Regions from separate parts of the Mus musculus genome. Here all the other regions are linked to region 1. The links are chromatin loops, found by intact Hi-C in ENCODE. Cell type or tissue: heart. All regions are shown on one strand.

Region 1 (8,000 bases):
TTCATTTTATGTAACATATTTAGGGGTGATGGGACAAGGTCTTGCTATGTAGCCCAGGCAGGCCTCAGATACATGCCTTGCAATTTGTAGTTAATTGTACACTATCTTTTAAAAACATTATTGAGCAATAAGTCCTGTGCCATCATATTAACTCACACATAGTATGTGCACACATGTCCTCCATACACACACACAATAAAATATTTAAGAATTTTAACTATAGGGCTGGTGAGATGGCTCAGTGGTTAAGAGCACCGACTGCTCTTCCGAAGGTTCTGAGTTCAAATCCCAGCAACCACATGGTGGCTCACAACCATCCGTAACAAGATCTGACACCCTCTTCTGGAGTGTCTGAAGACAGCTACAGTGTACTCACATATAATAAAATAAAAAAAAAGAATTTTAACTATATAATTCAATGATTATATGTATATATATATTCTAATCTTGGAGTTAGATGTAAAGATCAGTGGTGCAGCATTTGACCAACACACATGAGCTCTTGAATTGGATCCCTAGCACCAAACCAAAAAAAAAAATCCCAACCAGCCAGCCAACTAGCCAACCAACCAACCAACCAGCTAGAACAGTAGCAACAACAAAATAAAACAAAACATGCACACACACACACACACACACACGCGCGCAAACAAACCAACAGACAAAACCCCCTTTCCTATCAGGTTCCCAAGTTCCATGGATGGAAGAACCAGATTTTTCTTGTCATGAGTGTACAACAGCATTAGCATATAATAGAGACTCAGTTTGTATTTGTTCAAATAAAGAGTGGAAGAGAGCAAGAGAGAGAATAAGAGCAGATGAGAGACAGACACAGAGGCAGAGGTGGACAGAAAGAGACTGGGGTCTAGGGTAAGAGAGCCTGGAGTTATGTGGGTGAAGGTGTGATGTCTGTAGTCACATTTTGTCTTTACTACTTATGAGTCTGATTCTAAGTTTTGTTGTTTATTTTGTAGGCCGGCTTTAATGACCATAGTTGATGGAAGATATAATACTTGTGTCCATGTTGGGTCAAAGATGATGGAGCAGATTCTTCTCAACATTTCTCCAGATTGCCTCAACAGAGTAATAGGTAAAACAGCAACACCATCCATTGGTGTTCTATGAAACCATTCGCAGGAGCAGTCGGAGCACCAAGAGTACAGTGCTGTACATAAAGCTGTTCCCCGTCAGTATAAAAGTGGGAAGTTGAGTTTGAGTGAGACATACAAGCTTACATAAGTTAGAAGGTGAGAGCTCACTACATCTGTCTCATACATGAATAAAGTAAGCACCTGATCTCTTTAGCCTAAATTCCTAATTGGTCAGCAAAGATACAGGATTCTAGTCTCATCATAGTTAAAAAGAAACAAAGAAGTGTGTAGCTCCATGCATTGAAATGAATTTATGACTGGATTTTTTAAGATCTTCAACTGTGATGCCAGGGCCAGTCAGGGCCAGAAGAAGGCAGACGGATCCCACCTCTCAGATGGTCATGCTGCATGTGTGTCCTCGTTAGCCCCAGACTCCTTACGTGGACAAGCTAATCTCGGTCTTTTGTTTGCTTAGCTTCATAATAGTGGGTAGCTTTTTGTGTTAATTAAAAGTTGAGCATCTAATCCAGAAATAGGAAACAATGATGTTTATATTTGAGTCTTATCCCTAAGATACCTTATTTTGTATATACAAATGTTTGGGGTATTTGTTTTTTGTTTATTTTTAAATCTAACATCCCAAAACATTCCATTTGCAAGACCCTCAGCTCAGACATACTCAGTTTATATATGCACCACTATGATTAAAACTGTAAAGCAGTAAGTATGAGGCCCTCTTTAATATGGACATGCAATTTTTAAAATTTATTTTTATATTTATTTTATGTGTTTGAGTGTTGAATTGAGTGTAAACAGTCAAACACCAGAAGAGGTTCAAAGAGGGCATTAGATTCCCTAGAACTGGAGTTAGGAATGGCTGTGAGCTGCCATGTGGGTGCAGAAAATTAAATCCAGGTCCTGCAAGAACACGTGTTCCTGATTGCTCCCAAGACACGGCCGCCTTACTTCAGGCGGGAGCAGACCTCAGTTCCTCAGGTATTTGGGAGCTGATGGCTGGGGCTGCTGTCAGTCTGGGTGTCGCTTGTGCTTGCTTTCGTGCTCAGTGGGAAACACACCATCTTCCTAGACTCCCTTCAACAATTGGACGCTGGAAAGAGAGGGGTAGAACAAGAACTGAAAGATGTAAGTCTGTGAAGCTTGAGGAACCAAGAGAGACAGGAAACCTTCAGAATGTGTTTCTGTGCAGCTAGTGGGGTCCTGAGTGTCGTGTGTGCTTTGTTCTTCCTCAGTGCCTTCCTCAGAGGTCACCTACGGCATGGTCGCCTCAGACCTGCTCCATTCCTTGTTGGCTGTCAGTGCTGAGCCTTGTGTGCTGAAGATCCAGAGCCTTTTCGAGTTGGATGAGAACAGCTACCCACTGCAACAGGATTTCTCCCTACTCGATTTCTGCCCTGACTCACGTAAGCTGTGGAGCCCAGGACTTTCTCTAAGGGCAGAGGGCACAGGAGGCATTCCTGGGAAGGAGTGATGAAACAATCTGTCTTTTGAAGATGCATTTATTTTTATTATATGTATGTAAATGTTTTGCCTGTGTATGTCTGTGTACCATGTATGTACCTGGCACCCACAGAGGCCAGGAGAGGGTGTTAGATCCCGAGACTAGAGTAATAGATGGTTGTGAGCCGCCGTGTAGATTTTGAGAAAATGCTCTTAACTGCTGAGCCATCCAACCCTATGATCTATCTTTTGAAATGAAATGACAGGGATTTTGCTTAGAGTTTTTAAAATAGGTAATTTATTAGCATAATATAATTGTGCTAAATACATAATTTTTTAAAGAAAATTCTGTGAAGCTTTTATTATTTGTTTTTCTGTTGGTATTCTCCCCAGCACTGACTTTCTGCTATAAACTGAATTGCTTTCCTTCATTATAACTGTGTCTACTGGGCTAGGGATGCAGTGCTGTTGCTATGGCCTCAGGCGTGGTCGTATCCATCCTTGCCTGCCACTGACACTTTACTGTGGGGCTCTTGGCCCCTGGTCTGTCCTGTAAGTTGTCAGCACTGTGTGGAGTTTCCTTCTGGGAGACAAGCTTCCTCTTAGACTAGGGTACCACCTTTTCATCTTTAGCAGGAGACTTCAGGAGAGATTCCAATTCCTTGGCACCGATTGTCTCAGTATAGCCAAAGGGAGGGGCACAAATGCTTCTATTTAGAGTACTGGGACTCCTGCCATGATATTTAAGTTAATTGACTGAATTAGTATCATGAAAATGGCTGTAGCCCTGAAAGCAAGCTACAATATTCAATGTAGTTCTTAGCACAATCCCAGTGAGTTTCTTCTCAGAAATAGAAAAAACAATCCTCAAATTCCTGTGGAACAAAAGCACCCTTGAGCAGAGCCTCCCCTGAGGACAGAGAGCACAGCGTCTGATTTCAGACACTTTCACAGAGCCACAATGACAATAACAGACAGACGTGTGGATGAAGGGAATGAAATAGAGGGTGCAGAACTCACCCCTGGCAGGTATGATGGAGCAGTGCCAGGCCATACACCAGTGTGTGTGGCATTCGTGTCAACAAGTGGTCCTGGGAAAACCACGTGAGAATTCTCTCATCCACTACAGAAGGCATTCAAAATGGATCAATACTTCTAAGATCTGAAACTTTGACACTACTACCAGAAAACACAAGGAAAATACTTCTAAGATAGAGACACAAGCAAGGACTTCCTGGCACCTTCGGACTGGTGTGGCTGTAGAAGGCAGAGCCTCATGGAAAGGACTCCAGTAGCTCAGGAAATAAGATCAAGAACTGGCAAATGGAACTGCAGATAACTTTAAAACTTCTGCGAAGCACAGAGAAAAGAGACAGCATACAGGTCAGGAGAGAAACCGTCAGCTGTGTTTTACTATCTAGAACAGAGAACAACAAACAAAATCAACAAATGACAAGCAGTTCTCAAAAGGAGTACAAGTGAGCTGGGGGTGGGGGTGGCCCTTGCCTTTAATCTCAGTACTCAGAAGGCAGAGGCAGGAGGATCTCTGTGAGTTCGAGGCCAGCCTGGTCTAGAGTTCCAGGACATCCAAGTAGTTTCTAAGTCTATGAAGAAAATATCCAACATCTCTAGCCCTCAGGGACAGGCAAATAAAAACTATACTCAAAGTCCTCCATCCCAACCAAAGGAGACAAACTGCAAATATTGGTGAGAATGTAGGGAAAGAGGAATCCTTACACACCAGGTAACAGCTCCAAACTACAGAGTCCACAAGCAGTAAATGGATAACAGACAGCACCATGCCATTCACAGGAGGGTGTGTAGCCCTGACACACAAGAAGAGTCATGCTCAAAGGACAGTATGAAGAGGGCAAACAAACTAGCATACACCTTTTCTCATTCCTTAGCTAATGTGTAATGCTGTACATTGTACATCACAGATATTTAGATGGTATGCGCCTATAGATTATATAGTGCTTGATCAGGTGTAGCAATCAGAGAGGAAGAGGTGGTGCTTGGGAAGGGCCACCCCGGATATTGGCTTTTGTGGCCTGCTGGCTCTAGATCTAACCTTCCCCACTTGCTCTGAGGTAACAGCCATTCTAGTGAGTGGCCATAGCGTGGCCACCATGATGCTAAACACTAGAGGGCAGTGGAGACATACCACAGAAGGCCGGGCTGCTATCCTAGGTTGAGCTGGAAGCCACACCTCTGAGTCACGTGTCTACTCCCTCCTGCCCTGGACACAGTGCGCTAGGCTGGGTCCCTTGGCAGACCACCTTTGCTCGCTCACTCCTGCCTGAAAGATTGTCAGTCAGCAAACTAATGCAAGCTCAAACCGAGAGAGCCAAGGTGGTTATTTGCCTGATTTCACTCCTCCTCATTACTGACAAATGGTTAATTTACACAGAAACATGGGAGGGATGGAGAAGTTTAAGGAGGAAGAAGGGAAGATTTTATTTTCCACGCACCCTGACTGCAAAGTACCACAGTTCTGCGCTCTGATGAGAGGGAATACCGACAGCATCTCGGACCCCTGGAGTCTGATTCCAGCTCCAGAGCTGCTCTCTTGCTGCGGGGGACTGGGAGGCAGCGTGTCCTCCTTCCTGCTCTGCTAATGGGAGGGATCTCTCCTGGGCTCGGGTGCTGCCTTATCCCGCTGATGTACAAAACCTTATTCAATTCCCAAGAGATTGTTCCTTCCTCCTTTCCGCAGTGAAGCACAATTCCTTAAAGCAAACAGTGATTCAGGCAAACCATTCCTTCCATAGAAAGTATTAGTGGAGTATAATGGTCAAGTATTACAGTCTGGTTTTAAAATTGCATGCTAAACTCAATTAAGAGATTTGTCAATTATGTTGAAGGAGCTGAGCTTATGGAATCTAATCAGTGAATTATTTCATTATATTTTTCTAATTAACTCTTCAGACTCTCTTATCAGGTTGCTAGCTTCTCCCTGCTCCTTGGATTAAAAACTTAGAACAAGTGCCATGACTTCTTTCCCTCCCCTCCCCTCCCCTCCCCTTCCCTCCCCTCCCCTTCCCTCCCCTCCCCTTCCCTCCCCTCCCCTTCCCTCCCCTCCCCTCCTCTCCTCTCCCCTTCCCTTTCCTCTTTTCTCAGTATTGTGACTGCTTTGATCACCATGAGCAGTAAGTAAATTAAGTAGAATTCCTCTAGTAGTGTCTGGTTCCACAGGTAGACTGTCCACACTTCCAGCATTCAGCTATAGCTAACTCACTGCCTGGGTCCTATTGCTCCGTCTTGTGCTTCTGTCCATCCTTCCCCTCCCCCACCTCCCCCCACCACACCCCTTTCTCAGGTGCTTGGTCACCCCAGCCGGAGCCTGAATGTGGCAAGGAGGAAGATCTCCTGAGGGGCAGGAACCTCGAGCTGCAGAACTTCCAGGACCTCCCTTTAGTGAGGTCTCCCCACCACTCCATGACCGACCTTGGTTTGCTACAGTGTTTGTTGCAGCAACACCATTCAAATCCCTTACAGCAGGGGATTGCCTTTGTCTGGAAAAGGAAGTCAGTTTTGAAAATTTATTCCTCCAACTCTTTTTAAAATTAATTTATTATTATAATTAAGTACACTGTAGCTGTCTTCAGACACACCAGAAGAGGGTGTCAGATCTCATTATGGGTGGTTGTGAGCCACCATATAGTTGCCAGGAATTGAACTCAGGACGTTCGGAAGAGCAGTCAGGGCTCTTACCCGCTGAGCCATTTTGCCAACCCAGTTTTTCCAACTCTTATGAACAGAATTCTGGGTAAATTCCAATTGTGAAGTGCTCAAGGGAGACCAGAAAGTAGCAAGAAAGTGAAAAATAATCTCCCTTCCTCTGCTAATTATCCTCTGACAGTGATGAGCACAGGCTGCTCATGGCTCTTGAAGTAATTTGGGCAGACATTCCACACAGAAAAGTAAGAAAAGCATAATTGACAAATGACTGCACAAATTACAACACATCATTATGGGATGCCAAATTGGCAGCCATGACACCAAGGCCAGTAGGCAGCTTCAGGAAGTGCTCTCCCCCAGAGATGCTCCTTCAGGAGAGCACAGGCCCCTGGGGCTGCCTCACATCGCCCCTCAAATTCTTCACCCCTCCCTGGAGCTGTGCCCACTGTTGTGTAGCTTTGCCAAAAAGGCACGTCTACTTCTCTGACCCTGGATTTTCAGCTTGGCCATATGGCTTGCTTTGGCCCAGGGATATCTAGGGGCACCATACAAGCAGAAGACAAAAAACATGCTCTCCTATGCTTCTGCCTCCATCTCGACAGGCGCTGTCCCTGGGTAGCTGGTGGTCAGTGTGAACAGTCATGGCACTGCTCTGGTAAGGATCCCCCAGCCCATCCAGACCCACGGCGTGAGAACAAGTTACCTCACCTGGGGTAACTCCTGCTCGGCCAACCCACAGATGCAGAGGATAAAAATGTTGATGCTGCATCCACTGAGAACCCGTGGTCATTTGCTATGCACAGAGTCAAGTGAAGACAGCAGCTCACCCACTGTCTTTGACTGGCTGTCCTTGAATCCTGGTTCTCCTGGCTCTACCTACCAAGTTGCTGCCATTCTGCCACCTCCCCACCCTCCACCAAGCTGGGCCTTCTTTTTCTGGGAAAGGACTTCTTTTTCCGCTAGAGGCAGATAGATGTTCACATTAACAACAAGGGGGAAAGCTGGATGAAGCACAGACCTTTTTAAAAAGAGCCCCTGAGTCAGAAGCAAAGCACAGGGATGAAAGAGTTTCTGAGAACCACTTTGCTCTCCGGGAACTTTCTGGGTTTGACCGAGAGGCTAAGCAGGTGGGCAGAGTCTCGGTTCAGGGCAGCAAAGGCTGCAGCTGCAGCTGCAGCTGCAGCGTCTCTGCAGCTTGGGAACTGAGAAGCTGGAGACTAACGCTACCAAGGCAGCCGGGCAAAGACAGCCCCAGGGGCCTTCCCCCCTGGAAACATTTGTTGAATTGTCGAACTTTCATTGCTAACTATGAAAGCAGTTTGAGGAAAATGTCTTAATTCTTTTAGAAATTGGAGTCAGGACCCACAGAGGAAGAGCTCTTGGTTGGATTCTCTGAAGAAGGACATTCAGGACTCTTCAAAACCTGACCATTGGCTTGCCATGCTTAGTTTAAATAATGACCATATCCATTCATGCTTCCTCATACGGTATTTCCACGCGTGCCATAGTCATGGGACACTCCCTTTCCTGCTGTCTTGTAGATTAGAATTTTTTTCTTTGTTTTCTTGACTTTGGGGAAAGCAGAATACTGATGTTATATTCTTATGATGACCAGTAGTTGCTCACCCTTAAAGAATTCTGCCCTCTAAACTCCTTTATGAAAGTTAATTACATCAGTTGATAATTAAGTTTAATACTGCCCCAGTATAACCCGATTGTTATTTTTTTTGCAAGCTGTCAGGAACAGCAGTTTGGAGTATTGGGCTTCAC
Region 2 (8,000 bases), 280 kb after region 1:
GGTATGATTACACACGCAGTTTAGTTCTTTAGGATAGTAACTGCTACATCTGAAAATAGTGTGATATGCTTATTGTGAGGACCTAGAAAAAGAGCAAAGTATTAAAAAAGAAATGCCACTTAAAAGTCTATTAGTAAGGATTTAATTTATGTTACATCATACACACACACAAGAAAGAAGGAGGAGAGGAGGGGGAAGTGGGAGGTGGGAAGGGCAGGGATTCCTGGAATTTAAGTGCTTAAGCCCTGTAGAGCAGTCACACATTTATCTTATAAAGAGAAATAAGAACCATATTATTCAGGTTACCACCAAATCCCCAACCTGTGTGCTTACTTGAATATAGCAAGACAGGCCCTGGTCTGCATAGAGTCTATATAGGGTCAGTTGAAGGGTGCCCCATGGACTCCCTGGAGTCTTGGTGGGTATTCGTGAGAGTCTTTGATGTGGGGCTGTGTTATCTTTGGAGAGCTTTGCCACTTTATTAGGCCCTGAGCAGCAACAGCTTAGCCTTTCCAGATGTCAAGGCTAGACAATACAGGTGCATGGTCCTCCTTTAAAAAACATAGCATCTTTAAATTAGTTTATAAGGTAGTGGGAACAAGTTGTATGAATTCTAGGGCACCAGCCAGGGGTCCTGTTCCCACTGTCCTCACTGGACCCTAGAGATCTTTCCCCCAGGTAAGGTGTCTGAGGACTGCAGGTGGAGGGCAATGTAGACCTGTGTCCTATTACTCTGCCATTCACATGTGGTGTCTACACATTCGAGCTGTGTAGCACATGACAAGGCTTGGCAAGGGAAGCAATGACAACAGGGCTGTGGGGGAGGATGGGATACATACGGAAGGGCTCCTAACCTCAGAAGCCATGAGCTGAAGGTCCCCACTGAGTACCAGAAACACACAGATGTTCAGTAACCCCAGACTACACACTGAATTTGGAAGACCACACAGAGGCAGGCTACGGGCCACCATTGTCATCCTGGAATATTCACAAGAGGACTGTGGATATAGAAAGTCAGATACATTAAACAGAGGGACTCTGATGGGAGGTTCATTAGGGAGATTTTTACTCTAGCATAGGCTTGTTCAGGTATTTCATGCATTTTGACCTAGTAATGCTGTCCACTAAGGGTGAACTTACAGATAACGGCTGTCCCGAGTTAAAGAGGGGCTGTGACACTGGAAAGTGCTACAAGCACTAAGCACGTCTTTCTTTTGCTTTCTGAAAAGGTGACTACTAGAAAAAGCAAACTGTCACGTGTGCCTTACTTTACATCCGTGGTTCAATTCCCTCTCCTGACAGAATTGCTCTTGGAGACAGTATGGGGACAGGAGACAGGCAGCTAGGAGGTGTGAGTAGAAGCGAGATGGACTTCAGTCTCCCCAGAATAACCACTATGGGGGGATGCCTTTGAGATGGCTGAGCTCCCACTTTTTGGAGAGAGACTTTTTGGAGTAGTGGGGACCAGCAGATGAACCCTGGAGGATGTCTGAGCTCAGCAACCCCTCCCCCTGGGGGCTGCCTGGGGTCTTAGGATCTCGTGCTGGAGCCCCAGTAGTGGCCCAGAGAGCCTGCCACCACAGCTCTGGCCGTGGGGATCCTCAGAGTCTTTAGACTCTGCCTTACCCCCTCAGGGCCTGCTGGAGTATCTCCTTGGCTCTGGTAAGGGCCAATTCTGAAGAGACAACTACATTAGGTGTCACGCCCACCCCTTCCCAGGAACTTCCGTCTTCAGCGCCCACAGAGCGAGCTGTAGGGATGGTGATGTAGAGATGGGTGTCATCCACGTGGTAGGTCTGCGGTGGTTGGCAACCTCCACTTGTCACTTCACCGATGACCAGGGCCCGGCCCAGCCTCTTCATGATGTAAGTAAATTCCTCGGCGGCACCGGCTGTCACACCACTGGTCAGGATGGCTACGCTCTTCTTGGAGCCATATCGTTCACCTGGAGGACAGAGGCCATTCAGCACGGGGTCAAATCAGCCCCCGCCACCTACAGTGATGGATGCCACGAGGAGGGCCCCAGGTTTAGTCTTCCGCATCTGTGTCAATACGTGGGGCACCAGCTTCGGTCTGCCTCCGTGAAACAGGGATAGCCGTTCATATGCCCGAACACCGCCATGTGCTGTGTGTGGTCATATGGAGGAAGGCTTGGCTTTTCCTGAGGACAGGGCATGCAACCATGTCCTGAACAAAGGAACCTCCCACTCTGACCTGAGAGTCTTTGCTTTAGGCTCCCAGAAGGACATTTATTACTTTATGACTTCATTGTCATTTTAAATTTTTGAGTAGCTACATTAATAAGTATAAAAGAAAACAGATGAAATTAACTTTAATCATGCTTTGATTAAATAATATGTCAAAGAAACATTTACTACAATGAGATTATTACACTAAAGCAAGAGGCCCATCTCCCTGCTTTCCCCTCCCACCCTCCCCTTCCTGCCTTTCATTTCCACAGTAGGCTTTCTGGATCTGGTGTGGAGTTTACAGTGATAATGTAACTCAGTAAGAACCACTCACATTTAAGGTCTTAGTGTCCAAAGGCACTGGTAGATCCCATATTGGAGGCCAATCAAAGTTATAGAATCTCTAAATCTGAGACTATTGTAACCTGGTTTTAAATAGCTGTTTAAATTTGGAATTCATCTGATTTTTTTTTCCTTTTACAATCTTCCATGCTATTGAATAAATCCTGGAAGCCACGGTAGTGAAATGCTTATATAATGAGTAAATGTATAAATGAAAGTGGCCAGTTGCCTCTCTGGTCAGAGGAACCCTGCTGGCCTCTCCGATGGCCTCCCTTGCGTGGGAACACAAGGTCCACCAGAGTCCTTGGTTCTCTGTGCTGGGCAGAGGGAGGGAGGCGATTCACCAAGAAATAAGGCCCCGAGAGTCAGGAGTCTATGGGGCTGAGGTTGCCTCTGCTGCTTTGGGTGTGCTCCAGCCCAGGCAAGTACAGGAGGGCCTGTTAGCATCTGGACATTTCTTCAGGCAATTGTGATGACCTGGAGCCAAGAGTTCAAACAAGATGAGCTCTAAGAGCACCTATTTGATTAGCAAGGTGAGGGGGGCATCCCAGATCTCTATTTGTTGGGTAGGCTGCTAGCTATACTGTTAAGATGGGAGGGGGCATGCAGCTATTAAGATGGGAGGGGGCATGCAGCTGTTAAGATGGGAGGGGGCATGCAGCTGTTAAGATGGGAGGGGGCATGCAGCTGTTAAGATGGGAGGGGGCATGCAGCTGTTAAGATGGGAGGGGGCATGCAGCTGTTAAGATGGGAGGGGGCATGCAGCTGTTAAGATGGGAGGGGGCAATGCAGCTGTTAAGATGGGAGGGGGCATGCAGCTGTTAAGATGGGAGGGGGCATGCAGCTATTAGGCAAAGCCACCTTTAAACCTTGGATCTTTCCCTTATTGGCCGAGTGACCTCAGACAAGACTGTCAAGCCATCTGACCGCCACTTTTCTTCTCTAGACATGTCCTTTCAGATACTGAAGGTTGTTCCAGGACTGTGTCCAGTGGACCAGAACAGGGACCTTATTCTGTCATTGTTATTTTTATATACACTCAAGCTGTTTTTCTCTGATTTACTCAAAAGGTTTTTTTTTTTTGGAAAGAGAATAGGGAGAAGAAGGCTTCAGGTACCTGTGAGCTGAGTGTGGGTCCAAAGTTCGCTGACCGAGTCATTGGGCCGGTTGTAGATCTTGTCCAGCAGAATGGGAGGTGCCTCGTCAAAGAAGTAAGAGCACAAGGCTGAGATGGAGGAGGTGGGGCCGCCAAGGTTGAACCTAAGGGAAGCAGAGCCAATGACTCGGAGGGCGTCTGAGCTCACAGGGAGGCACTCAGTGAGCCCCCTTCCCTGAACTTGGCTCTTTGTCCTGTGAAGAAGGGTTCTAATTTCAGGGTACCTCAGTGCTGCGCACCCCTCGACACTCCACAGGAGACATGATCCAGAGGATCCCGTAGAGTCCTAGTCTCCTGAGACTAAATGTGTCAGTGGTCTAATGCTTCCAGAAAATACTGGCTGGGTATGGTGGCTCCTTTAATCTCAGCACTCGAGAGGCAGAGGATGATGGGTTTCTGAGAGTTCAAGGCCAGCATGGTCTACATAGTGTGCTCCAAATCATCTGCGGACTACATAGTGAGACTCTGTCTCAAAACAGCAACAACCACAGCATCAAAAGAAAGAATTAAAAAATGAAAAGAGGAGAAAATAAAATAACCAAACCTGGGTCCTGATCTTATATACTAATGTATTAAAGGCTCCAATGAATCCTGTAACTGGGAATTTATTGGTATTGCTTTCCCACGTAGCAACCATGGACTGCTTCTCTGTGCTCATTCTACCTATGCATAGAATACAGACCCCCATCAAGTGCAGTAACACAAGTTACCAGTGATGCTTGGTGTGATAGCAAACTCAAGATGGTAGAGGTACACGGGGAGGGAGAAGCCTACACGCAAGTTTGTATTGCCCTTGCCTCTCCATCTAGTGCTGGCAAGTATCAAGAGATTCTTACAGCCCATTGATGTCCATGACCTCAGCATCTGACCCCCAACCCCAGGGACAGAGGAATCTAAGCCAAATGTGCCTCTAGTTGGAGCTTCCCTTTAAAAAATGTGAATGATACATTCAGTCAAAAGGATGTGTGGGTCGGTGGTGTCTCTGGTGTTTGTTAAGGTGTCTAAGGAACAAAATGATCACCTAAGGTTTTGGGCAACTATAAAACCTGGCCATGGGAAATAATCTCCCAGAGAGGGATACCCGCCTCACCATGATTTGGCGCCACCTAGTGACTGTTAAGAGTCGTGCAAGAGCTGCAATTACAGCCGGCCTGGGTGCTTAAATGCTGCGAGAGCCTTTCTCTTGCAGCAGAGATGTGGAAAAGGTTCCCAATGGAGAGATACACCCTGACCTTTCTCATACTCGTGGATGTGTTTGGGACACACCCATCGATAGACCTGGGATCGGAGGGAGGCCTGAGTCTGACCACTGCCTGAGGACTGTTCTGCGTGGGGGAGCAGAGGTGGTGAAGGGGGTCTATGATGGAGACTCACCACAAATACAGTGTTTATTTGTTTGTTTTAAGCAGAGGGAGGTAAATGGGCAGAGATATCCAATAACCATTTTGTTATGCAAAGCTTTCTCATTTTGATAGCATCTCTTCATTTCTAGATTATCCCTGGGGCCCTGGCTTTGTGATGCCCAGAGAATGGCTGTCCTGGGAGGGTGATTTTGCAGAAGTACGACCACACTGGAGGGCTGACCACCAGGATTATAGCCTGTCCAATCTCTCTTGGAGCTACTGACATAGGGCTGGCCTGGGGCCAAGGATCAGCGGGCTTATCTTTTCTGTCCCTGCCCCCCACCCCCATTTGATTTGTTTTGTCAGGCAACTGATGTGGGATAACTCTTCACCTCAAACACACATTGGGATCACCAGGGGAGCTTAAAAAGCTATCAGTGCTGAGGTCCCACTGGCCGATAAGATTTGAACCTCTGGGCTAGCTGGCCAGATCCCTGGCAGGTAGGTCGTCTGGTTCCTTTCAGTTCCTTGGTTGTTCCCTGGGAATCTTTCCTTCTGTTTTGGTCTCTAGCTCTGACTGTCCTCAGCCAGTGCCGTGCCTCAACCTGGGATCACTGTCCAGCCCACTGACCTCATGTCGATGATCAGGGCATCAGTGTGTACAATCTTCTTCCAGATGTGTTCTACCAGCAGCTCGGAGACCTGGGTAAGCAGCTCGCAGTCCCCGAACATGTCGAATCTCAAGTAGCCAATGTTGTCCTCAAGGACATTTGTGTGGAAGGAAAACTTGATCAGGTCTTCAAAGACTTCTGGGGAGGGAATCTGCAAGAGTGGGAAGCCTGGCTCAATATCAGGACAGCAGCAGATGGCCGTGCCCAGGAGCGGGCGGTACCATAGGCTACTAAGGAAATGGGAAGGAGTGAGTGGTGTCTGGGAGGGTAGCATGTGGGTGATAGGGCTGGGGTGGGAACCATGTGTTGTGTCTAAGTCAGCTGATTAGAGACATCCTTGCAGCAAATGCTCAGGTCTGCCAACCCCTCATTTGGTGTCTGGAGATGAAAAGCCCAGGTAAGGTGCCTTTCTGATGCTTCCAACACCTCCAGACACTGCTCAGTGTCCCTGGACCCATCTTCTCTTCTGCTGGGATAGGGAGGGGACTGGCCCTGGGATAAGCACTTTGGAGCCCATCACATGGACAGCTACCCTGTATAGAAGACACTGTTATTCTCCTCTTTCCAGAACAATCTGGAAGCACAGACAAAGAGGCTAACTTTTCTGAGGCCCTCACAGACAGGAACAGACAAAAGCCAGACCAGGAATCCATTCCAAACTCAGTCCCACTCTTTCACTCCATGGCCCTGGCTATTCTGGAAAAAATAGACACGACAAAGTTGCAAATTGGGGTCCTGGAAGCCCAGTACAACTCCCCTAATAGGACTCTACTTCTTCTCTCCCTAGTGCAGCTAAGGTAGACTGGGCCTCCATGAATCCTGTCCACTTTGCCCTGGCCAGATCCGTTTCCTCCCCACAACTCCTCAGCAGCCGCACAGCTTAATGTACCTGTCTGTGCTCCCTGGTACGCTGGTGCTGGCTTTCAAGTATTCTGACTGCAGCCACCTTGCTCCAAATGTCCTATCAAGCTGAGCCTTGGATCAGATACTCACGACCTCAGCTCAACCAGAATCATGCTGTGCATTGTTCGAAATGGCTTCAAACAGAGGTCTTTGGGCTGGGCCTTAGCACTCAGCCACCCCAGGACCTGTGTCCTGTCTCTGGTCTTTGCTTCTAAGGACACAGTAGATCCAAGTCATGTAAGCTTCATATTTTCAGGGAAGGAAAATCTCATTTTAGAGCCTCAGATAACTTGATGACTCCCTTCCCCAGTTTTGACAGTGGGAACTCATGGAAACTCTTGCCTTCTATCTGGCTGAGATGTAAGACCTTCCACTCCAATTTTCACATTAGATTTATTGAGTCGTCTATAGAGCTGCCCAGAGACAGTGGAGACAGAGAGTTGAGAGACAGTGAGGCGAAAGTGAAGAAAGGACAGGATAAGTGAAAACATAAACCCAGAACTAAGCCTTGCATGGTACACATATCCACACCTGCCAACATCTGGATGAGTCACTCGAAGGATTGAACCAGGTTAAGTCTCTGTTGTACCTTACCTGCATAGGCACGATTCCAGGAATTCGGTCTTTGGCATCCTCTGGAATGTGTGCTGTCTTCAGGTGTGGGTCCCCAGAGAGTATTTGCAGATCTGCCCCCAGCATCTCAGCCAAGGCCCCTTCTGAAGTCACCCTTGCATAGCGGCTCTGCAGACCGCTTAGCTTGGCAGCCATCTTGGCCCCCAATTCAGGGGATGCATAGTTATCAGCCACTAGTTTCCCAGCTGTCTGCAGAACAGTGGGCACCTTAGCACGCAGGACCACTATGTCCTGGGCTGTGGAAAGGGCCTCACTCATGGGCACAGTGATGTCAGGTTCCACACCAGCCAAGTCCCAGGCCTCACCGGTGCTGGCACTCAGGGCCATCTGAGTAGGCATGGAGGCATATAAGGGGCTGTTGCCCACCTGGTAGATGCCCACGGAGAGTGCCCCTCCAGCTGTGGGCTCTCCTATAACGGTGGCCCGCTGTAGGTCCTGCATAGTGTGAGCAAAGGCCTCGGCTGCAGAGCCACTAGTGTGGCTCATGAGGATGTATAGGTCCTTATGGGATCCATAGCGTTGCCCAGCAACCAGCGGCAGGGTCCATATTTCTGTGACCCTAGATGTCGCCCTGTCAAAAACAGAGTAGAGGTGCTGGCGGGGCTCCGCCTCAAAAAAATAGGAGCAGAGTAGAGGAACGGCAGAAGAGTAGCTGCCAGGGTTGTAGCGCAGGTCAACAATCAGCGCAGCTGTGTCCACCAGCCTCTGCCACACCAGCTGTACTAGCTGAGGCCCAATGGCCTTTACTGTCTCTAGCTCAGCC
Region 3 (8,000 bases), 48 kb after region 1:
ATAAAGTCTTGGGCTAGACACCAGCCCTGAAGACCTGCAACTTCTTCAGCTCTGAAATGGGATTGAAGCCATATTTTAGCTTTGGCTTGTGAGAATGAAGTTTCATAACCCACGTAAAACTTAGTGCTGGCCGTGTTGCCCAGTGTTTCATGGCCAGGGGGTGGGGGTGGGGGATGTGGCTGCCACCACAGTCCACATGGCATTCCCTTAAAGTTCCTTCTTCAGAGCCTCATCCAGGCCCAGTTTTGTGCCCTGAATAGGACACGTGCCTTCTGGCTGGGAACCTCTGAAACCATTGCTCCTAGAGCCAAGCAGAGGAGGAGATCCCCTCCCTACCAGTCCTCTGAGGTGAGGAGAATGAGGTAGGGAAGGACAGAAACCAATCAAGGATGTGACTTGGGGCCAGTCGAGGCTCTACAGCAGAGTTCGGGCTTTCCCGGGGTGGACAGCAGGCCCCAGGCTCTCATGCTCTTGAGTGTGCAGGCTTGGAAGCTCCAGGTCCTTGGGGGTAGGCTTCTGTAGTGAGCCCTAGGATCTGTCCCAAAGGGAGTGCTGTGTACCCACAGGCAGATGCATTTGTGCCTGCATCTGCCCATCACCTAGTCCATATGGCCTGTGGTCCACACACTGCCCAGGCCTTTTCCTCTGGATACTGTTTAGAAGCAATTCTGCCACACTAGTGATCTTGATTAAAGGTGAAGCTTGGCCTCTGTCCATGCTGAACTCCTTCTCGTTTGTCATTTGGCCTGGCCCAGTTTTGTCATCTGAAGCTATGGCTAGTCCTTCATGAGTTCTCATCCAACTTGTCAGGCAGGGCAGGGCCCCTGTGGAATCTGAAGTGGGACTCTGGATTATTCTAGTGTCATCATGAGCCCCCAGCTCCTCCCCCACAGTGCACACCACATCACTGGGGGGAGTCATTTGTGGCAAATTTGTTAAAATCAGCATCACCTAAACCAAGTCCCAGGACCCTCTTCTTCAGAATAGATGGAGGCTGGTATGGTCTAACAGGATTCACTCCACTGCCCAGTGTCCCTTCCCCATCTTAGCTGCTTCTGATTGACACACTGTTCTAGATGCTTGAGATCAGTAAGCTAAGCGGTACCCAAGGGGGCATCCCCCTCTCTGCGGAGAAGGGGAGGGGGCAATGGGAGAGGGATTTGTAAGGGTGGGACTGATAGGAGAGAGGGGACTGTGAGTGGGATGTAAAGTGAATTAAAAACAAAAAGATTTGCTTATTCTGTCTTCTCATCCTAGGGGGAACAGAGACCAGCTCTACCTTTGGCCTGGGCATAGCACCTGCTTAGCCTCGATCCCCTAAGGCTGCTGTTCTAGCACAGTCCCTAACCTGCTAGTTTCCTGGAAGGTGATCTTGAGGGTCAGAAAGGAACCTCTTTAATGTCTGTCCTTTAGAAAGGACCTCCTCAGAAACATCCTACACTTTACCCACTTGTTTTGGAGGGAATTCCTAGAAAGCCCTGGGGACCCTGCTGACCTGTAGGCTTGGGGGAGCATGGGGTTGGTGTGGGTGCTGTGGTCACACACAAAGAGCTAAGAGCGCCAGGGAAAGGTGAAGATGCTAAAAACCGAGGCCGATGGGCGTCAGACTCTTACTGCAAGAGCTGGGTACATGTCGTGTCACCTTTTCTGTCCTTGAGCGGTGACTCTGCAGAATTCGTGCTGAGTCATGGGCCACCCTCTCCTTTGCAGATAGCCAGAGTCAGTGCAGCAAGGAGGGAGGTCTGGGCCCTGTAACATGAGCTCTTCAAACATATCCTGCAGCCCATCTTTCCTGGGCTCCCTTTATTAAGAAGGGAGATGAATTGAGGAACTGAAGTTTGGGCTGTGGGGAGTGTTCAGTTTTAAGGTGCCCACAGACTTGCCCAGTCTGTCCTGGCTGGGGACTTTTCACTTCACAGCATCTTTCTGGAAAAAGACCTACAGTGCCTTTTTTTCCCCCATCATGTCTGTGCACCCAAGAGCAAACTGGCCTTCTACACTCTCCCATAGATGTTCTTTCTCCAGCATCTTTATGTTTTCTGTCTCAATTTCTCTTGTCCCTAGAATATGTTGTCTCGCCACTGTCCCAATATCCTTGTCCCTGGAGCCTCCTTCAGTTTATGTCAGGGGCCTGTCTGGCCTTGGTCCTATCACTCCAAACCGGAGGCTTTCTCTTCCCACGGCCTGGGGGTATTTCCCTTAGGCCATGGCTTAGTCTGGGTCTCCGAGTCCTTGATTTTTGAGTGCCTAGACCCTGTCCCACCTATTTTGTTTTTCTTTGGACACACACTAAAAGGCCAAGTTTGCAAAACAGCTTCTGGGCAGATCCTTAGACAGGTAGATCTCACTGGGGTCGCTCTGCTGGATTTCTGAAGAATCAGAAGTTGTCCGTGGTCCTGCTGGGTGGCCTCAAAGACTGAGGTCAGAAAGAAGGGCATCCCAGAGTCCTAGGTTTGGGGGGCACACTTTCTGGCTTATAATGCATCTTATCTTCTTTCATATGTTCAGAATCTTGCTTGGCTTGTCATTAGGTTTGGGTGTGGTTTGAGCCTCCTTGTAGGGTGAGTACAAGCACACCATCCTACCTTTGTGCCTTTCCTGTGCGGAACTGGGCTCCTATCCAGTTAGTCAGGACTAGAGACTGGGTCAGGAGATTTCTGATTTTGATACCAGCTGCCCACATCTGCCTCCTAGTTCTGAAGCAAGGAGCCTCTGTAGGGCTTGAAGTTTCCATATGTGTCTTCTCACTCCGTACCTCTTGTCCTGCCTCCTTGGCAGCCCTCCCCCACAGTGGCTGTGCAGTCCTGTCCCCTCTTTTCTTTGCTCAGTTTTAAACAAGGGTCTGGGAGGACAGTGGCCATGGATGACATTTTGTATGTAAGCGTCCTGGATGTGTTACTTTGGGAGAGTTTCTGGTTTTCTTACTGTAGAGTTGGCGATACTGGAGGAGGGGATAGGTCTCTTGTGTGAGTTTCCATTCCTAAACTCACAGTGCATGGGGAGGTGGACTCTCCTCTGGGCAGGGCAGGAATAGGAATGTGGTCGCAAGTCACTGGCCTAGGAATAGTGCTGAGCATTGCTGAGGCAGGCACAAGTCAGCAAGGACATCCTGCTTTATTGGAGATGTTTTACTGTTCATATTTCCATGAATTCTGGTTCTAAGATGTTACATTAAAACAGTGCTTGTCTTAATTACAAAGTCTTTTGGCATGCTTGCACAGTTGTTTCTTAGCCACTGCCTGATTACCAGGTCCAGGGTCTTGAGTCCCCTTAGTTCTCTCCTGCTCTGGAACTAGGACTTAAGAGTAGAGGTGGCCTTTTGGCTAAGATCAAGTGAAGGGTAGAGGTTGACTTTCCAGCCAAAGCTGCAGCTGCTCCAAACCACCAGAAGGGTGGCCAGACGCCCTCTACTGGGAAGGTGGGGCACAGCATTAGACCCACTTAGTGGGTGGAGCCTCTAGTGGGAGTAGGGAAGTATTCACCCTGGGGAGTGAAGCTCCCATGGCTGGTGGAAGGCCCATCTGGGTAGACAGTCATTTCACTGCGACATCCGTTTCGAACACTTACTCCCTTCCTGGGGGACTCCGGTCCAATCTGGAGCATGGGTAGAGGATCCAGAGACGACAAAGCTAGAGAAGGCAGAGCCAGTGCAGTAGCCCACGGCCTGCTGGGGGAGATCGGACAACACGCATTCTCCAGATGGACTGTGTGAGAGTCGGAATGGGAACCTTGCCCCTCCCACCTAGCCCATGTGGCTATGTAGGCCTTTGGCTCAACCTTCAACATTTCACGCCTCAAATGTGCTTGCCTATCTTACGGAAGAAAGTCTTCCCAGGCCTGAGGAAAAGGTGTGGATCGTCAGGACTGTCCCCATTCCAGGCATGTTTGACAGAAGAGACCAGAGAATACTGGTAGGCTAGACGTGAAGGTGAGCCCCCTTTGGTGGTGACTAGAAGAGACAGACCGGGTGGGCATGAAGCTCCTTGTGGGGAGGCAGCATCTCTACGTGGAGGACGAGGCTGGCTGGGGATCAGCGCATACTGGGAGCCTGGAGAGGGACTGGAGAGAACCTGTTTCTTACAGAGGGGTTTTAGAGGGAGGGGCTGAGGGTGTGCATGGGAACGAATGGGAAGTGAATGTGAGCTGGCACCCTGGCTTCTCTGCCTACATGAGGGGCAGGGTGACTGTCCAGACAAGCATTCCCCTTGTCACTCCAGGTCACACGGCATCTCAGGTGCTGTCTTAGGATCTCTTGACTTCGAGTAACTGAATCGTGAACTGAAAGCTACCTGGACGGTTAGAATGTTCCCTTCCCGCTAAAGAATTCAGGAGGTCTCTGGTTCCAGGGTTGATTCTATGGCTCAACAAGGAGATCAAAGAGTCAAGTTCTTTCCAGATATCTGCTCTGCCATCTTTAGGGGCTTAGTGAGGGCTGACCTCATGGTCACATGATAGCTGCTGCACTTCGAGGCATCATGAGTGTATCCAGAGCTGCCACAGGAAGATCTTCACATATGCATCTGAACGACTGAAAATTGGGTTCTTAGGCTGGTTCATAAAATAATTAAAAAAAAAATGGTACAAAGCCAGTTTTACTAGGCTTTTCGAGAAGGGGAAAATGGCAGGCAAACTATAAGTCTTGAGAGGTTGCCAGGTGGAGGGAGATGGAGAAGAGGAGGAGAGATGCTCACAGTGGTTGACTTAGGCCAGCATGTTGAGGGTCAGTAAGCAGTCACCTGGCAGAGTAACAGTGGATGCAGGAGGAACAGCTTCGGAGAAAGAGGGAGAAAGCCCAGAGTGTCTGGGAACTCACACCTAGGCCTTGTCTAGCATCTGAAAGCAAAAGAAATAGGAGAAAAAGAACAAGTTATGTTCTTATGATTAACTCAGAAATGTAAGCAGGTTCTACAGTTGCCGTGTAATAAACATTCGGCAGGCATCTGCACTGAGGGAGGGGCTTCTGGGAGAGACAAGTACATCATCTCATTAAAAGGATGACTTTAGTCTTCCCCTCCCCGTAGCATGTCTTCAGGTAAACCAAAGCTGGAAAGGGAAGTTAGCAGGGTGGGGGTGGGCCCTGGCCAGGTGATTGACAGGTCCAGTTGTGTTAACTCTTAAAAGGAGGAGATAATAGAATATAATGTTGATCTCGTGTCTTCTGGCCTGGCCAAACTAGTGGACTCTTTATGACATCTGTGGTTTTGACCTTTTCAGAGGGTCATCTCTTGGGGCTCATGTGATATTGATCCTTTTCAGACTGGCTTCTCTCACCTAGTGAGGTGGAGTTGAGCTTCCCCTGGGCTCAGCAGCTTGGAGACCACCTTGTGACAGCTCCTCCCTCTCACAAGTATTGATTGTCTCCCTACTGAGATGTTACCTGTGAGTAAAGGACTTCCTAGTGTCAGGCTCTCTCACCTGGGAACTGAGCTCACACACAGGGGTACCGGATGGCCACACTTCCTGCTCCTCACCGTGGCCCACAGCTTGTGCTGTGCATCGAGTCGGCTGTGGCTTGTGCTGTGACACCTTCCTGTCCTCAGAAGCAAACTCTCTTTTGCCATGTGGGCTCTGATTCCTTGTTTCAGAGTCCGGGCCATGCTGCCTGTCCCTTGTGTTGGGACTGAGCTCCTCTTGGAGCCTCCACCATGGCTGTTGCCTCTCTGTCTGTCTGTCTGTCCATGTCATCTATAACCTTTATCATAAACTCTGTACTCCCTAAAAGCTGTATCCCATTATATGGATGTGCCAGAGAGTATCAGTCCTGCCGAAGGCCGTCTTGTTTGCTGTGTGTTTGAACTGTAGAAATCAAACGTCTACAGACATCATCAAAGAGATGCAATAAAAGTCCAGCTTGGTTGGAGGAAATGCCAAACTCAAACCTCTCTCTCACAGCAGCTGCCCAGATTTGTATTCTCGCTAGCAGAGTACGAGAGGTTTACTCATCTTTTTATTCCTGGTTATTATACAGCTGGGAGCATTAACAAGTGAGTCTCAGTGTGTACAGAATTTTATGGGTATGTGTGAGACTGTCTGTAGAGTAACGTTTCAAAAAGATTTTTATCTGCAATGCTTGAAAATGTTCATTTCCACACCTGCATCGACTGCGTGCTACTAAGCTTTAATATTTTGGCAATTTGACAAGTGAAAAAAAAAAAAAGGATGACTCCTGAAGGCTTCTACTGTGAGAGAGTGAGGTGGTGCTCTGGCTGTCTGGGCGAGGTCTTTTCTCTGGTGACTCTCAAGCTGTGCAGTATTGGGTACGTGACTGACTGTCTCTGGGCTTTGGTCCCTCCACCTATAATGTGAAGATAGCCATGATTCTTGCCTTGTTAACTGGACTTGAGGACTCAAAGGTATGCATCATGTAAAATGCTAACATATCCTGTCTTTAAGTAAGTGGTGAGTTAATGAATATTATTGTGTAATATGTTTATGACAATTTGGGCTTCTTAGCGTATGATTGGGTGGTTCATAATAATTTCCCGTTTTCTCTGGATTCTTCTTTTGCATATTAACTGATTAGAGCTCTTTGTATTTTAATAAATTTCATATATACCTCATTTGTGTTGTTTATTTAAGTGCTTGATTTATCTCTGGCTCTGAACCAGAATGACATCTTTCTCTGGGACGCAGCACGTCAAAGCTCACACAGCCCTACTTCTCCCATCTAGGGCTTCCTTCTGAGGGCAGTCACACCAACCAAGCCAATGTAGTTTTCAGTAAGGGAGGGGACTGGCCAAGGCAGGGCAAGCAAACTGCCTAAGGGTAACAGGGAGTTGGGTCTGGTTCAGATCTTTTCCTTGATTTCTTAGGTTTGGCCTTTACTCTTAAATGAGGGGGAATTTAGAATTTACAGGTAGGAAGGAGAAGGTGCAAGGCACCAAGACAGACATACAGATAGACATACAGACAGACAGCTTCAACAAGTCTCCCTCCCAGAAGCCTGGGTCCCTTGTTCTGGAAAGTTTGGACTAAGTATGGAGGATTTGAATTCACGGCGAGTCTTTCTGCTTGGTTTCTGATTGAAGAACAGGTGTGTGTGTGTGTGTGTGTGTGTGTGTGTGCGGGCGCGCTTAGTATTTTGAGATAAGGTTTCACTGTGTAGCTCATAAGATTTCATCCTTAAGATCTTCCTGACTTCTGAGTGTTAAAACTAAAGCTATGAGGCCCAGGCCTGGCTCAGTGTGTGTATGACCTTAAGTTCCCCAGCATTAGAATGGAGAGCAAGACTTTGAGAGCTGGCCCTGAGCTTAGCGACGAGAACACTAGTCAGGTCTCAGTTGTTCACCTTTCTGTCTCACCAGCTTTGAGGACACAGTGCTACTCAACTTGTGGTGGGCTGTGCCCTGATCAACCTATCTACAGCCAAACCTGTCCTATGTAAGAAATGCATTTTATGTACACATCCTCCCCAGAGCCTGGCTAACAACAGCTTTCCTAGAGTATCCAGCCTTTTCCTGGACTTTGCAAATACTCTGCAGCTCCCAAGGGAGGGGGCCGATGAACAAACCTGTGGGTGTACCAGAGCTGGCTGGCAGTTTTTCTCCTGGGTCGCTCAGGATCAGCAGTGTCATGGATTCAGTGTTTGTGATCTGCCAACTACTGTTTGTTTGCTTGTTACTTTATTTGTTTATTTATATACAGATAGGGCTTTAATCTGAAGTCTAGGCTGGTCTAGAACTTATGCTTCAGTCTCCCAAGTACTAGTGTTACAGGCGTGAGCCACCGTACCTGGCTTCTCTCATCTTTATTCTTATTCTCTTTAATCCTCATAGTAACAGGAAGTGGCCTGTTAGTGTATTTCCTAAATACTGCAGGTCAAGTAATTTATAAAGAGCAAGGGTTATTCGATTTATGATGCTGAAGTCTGGGATGTTGGAGATCGGGTGGCCTTAGTGCTGGTGGGAACTTTGCAGTCTTGAGCACAGGGTAGCACCTAGGCATAGGCATAATGTCCTAGCTGAGTGTCCTTTCCTGCTTTTCTACAGCCACAGTCCTGT

What was found. Hi-C counts contacts between places; a loop is a spot of excess contacts. Peaks named below come from ENCODE experiments on the same cell type or tissue, not always from the same donor. Only the 100,000 strongest peaks of a DNase experiment are listed, where the experiment ranks them.
Region 2: a loop joins it to region 1, with 7 times the contacts of the local background. A loop is called at or near these places in 5 of 42 quality-filtered maps.
Region 3: a loop joins it to region 1, with 3.0 times the contacts of the local background. A loop is called at or near these places in 4 of 42 quality-filtered maps.

Annotation. Positions count from the first base shown.
Region 1 is chr14:34,231,928-34,239,927 of GRCm38, reverse strand. It overlaps Shld2 (shieldin complex subunit 2), which reads left to right. Exons shown (of 10, transcript NM_001360074.1): 9 at 975-1,090; 10 at 2,342-2,895. The coding sequence ends at 2,580. Among named protein-coding and RNA genes, the nearest start is that of Syt15, 16 kb to the right of the region's middle. In heart, a CTCF peak has its summit at 4,701 (motif pointing right); a DNase peak (open chromatin) is centred at 4,747; H3K4me3 peaks cover 655 bases; H3K27ac peaks cover 293 bases.
Region 2 is chr14:33,956,343-33,964,342 of GRCm38, reverse strand. It overlaps Rbp3 (retinol binding protein 3, interstitial), which reads right to left. Exons shown (of 4, transcript NM_015745.3): 1 at 7,199-8,000; 2 at 5,662-5,852; 3 at 3,649-3,791; 4 at 124-1,945. The coding sequence ends at 1,623. Among named protein-coding and RNA genes, the nearest start is that of Rbp3, 6.3 kb to the right of the region's middle. In heart, a CTCF peak has its summit at 4,802 (motif pointing left); no DNase peak of the experiment used is centred here; H3K27me3 peaks cover 1,536 bases.
Region 3 is chr14:34,184,248-34,192,247 of GRCm38, reverse strand. It overlaps a transcript of Gprin2 not described here. Among named protein-coding and RNA genes, the nearest start is that of Gprin2, 13 kb to the left of the region's middle. In heart, a CTCF peak has its summit at 3,412 (motif pointing left); no DNase peak of the experiment used is centred here; H3K27ac peaks cover 423 bases; H3K27me3 peaks cover 376 bases.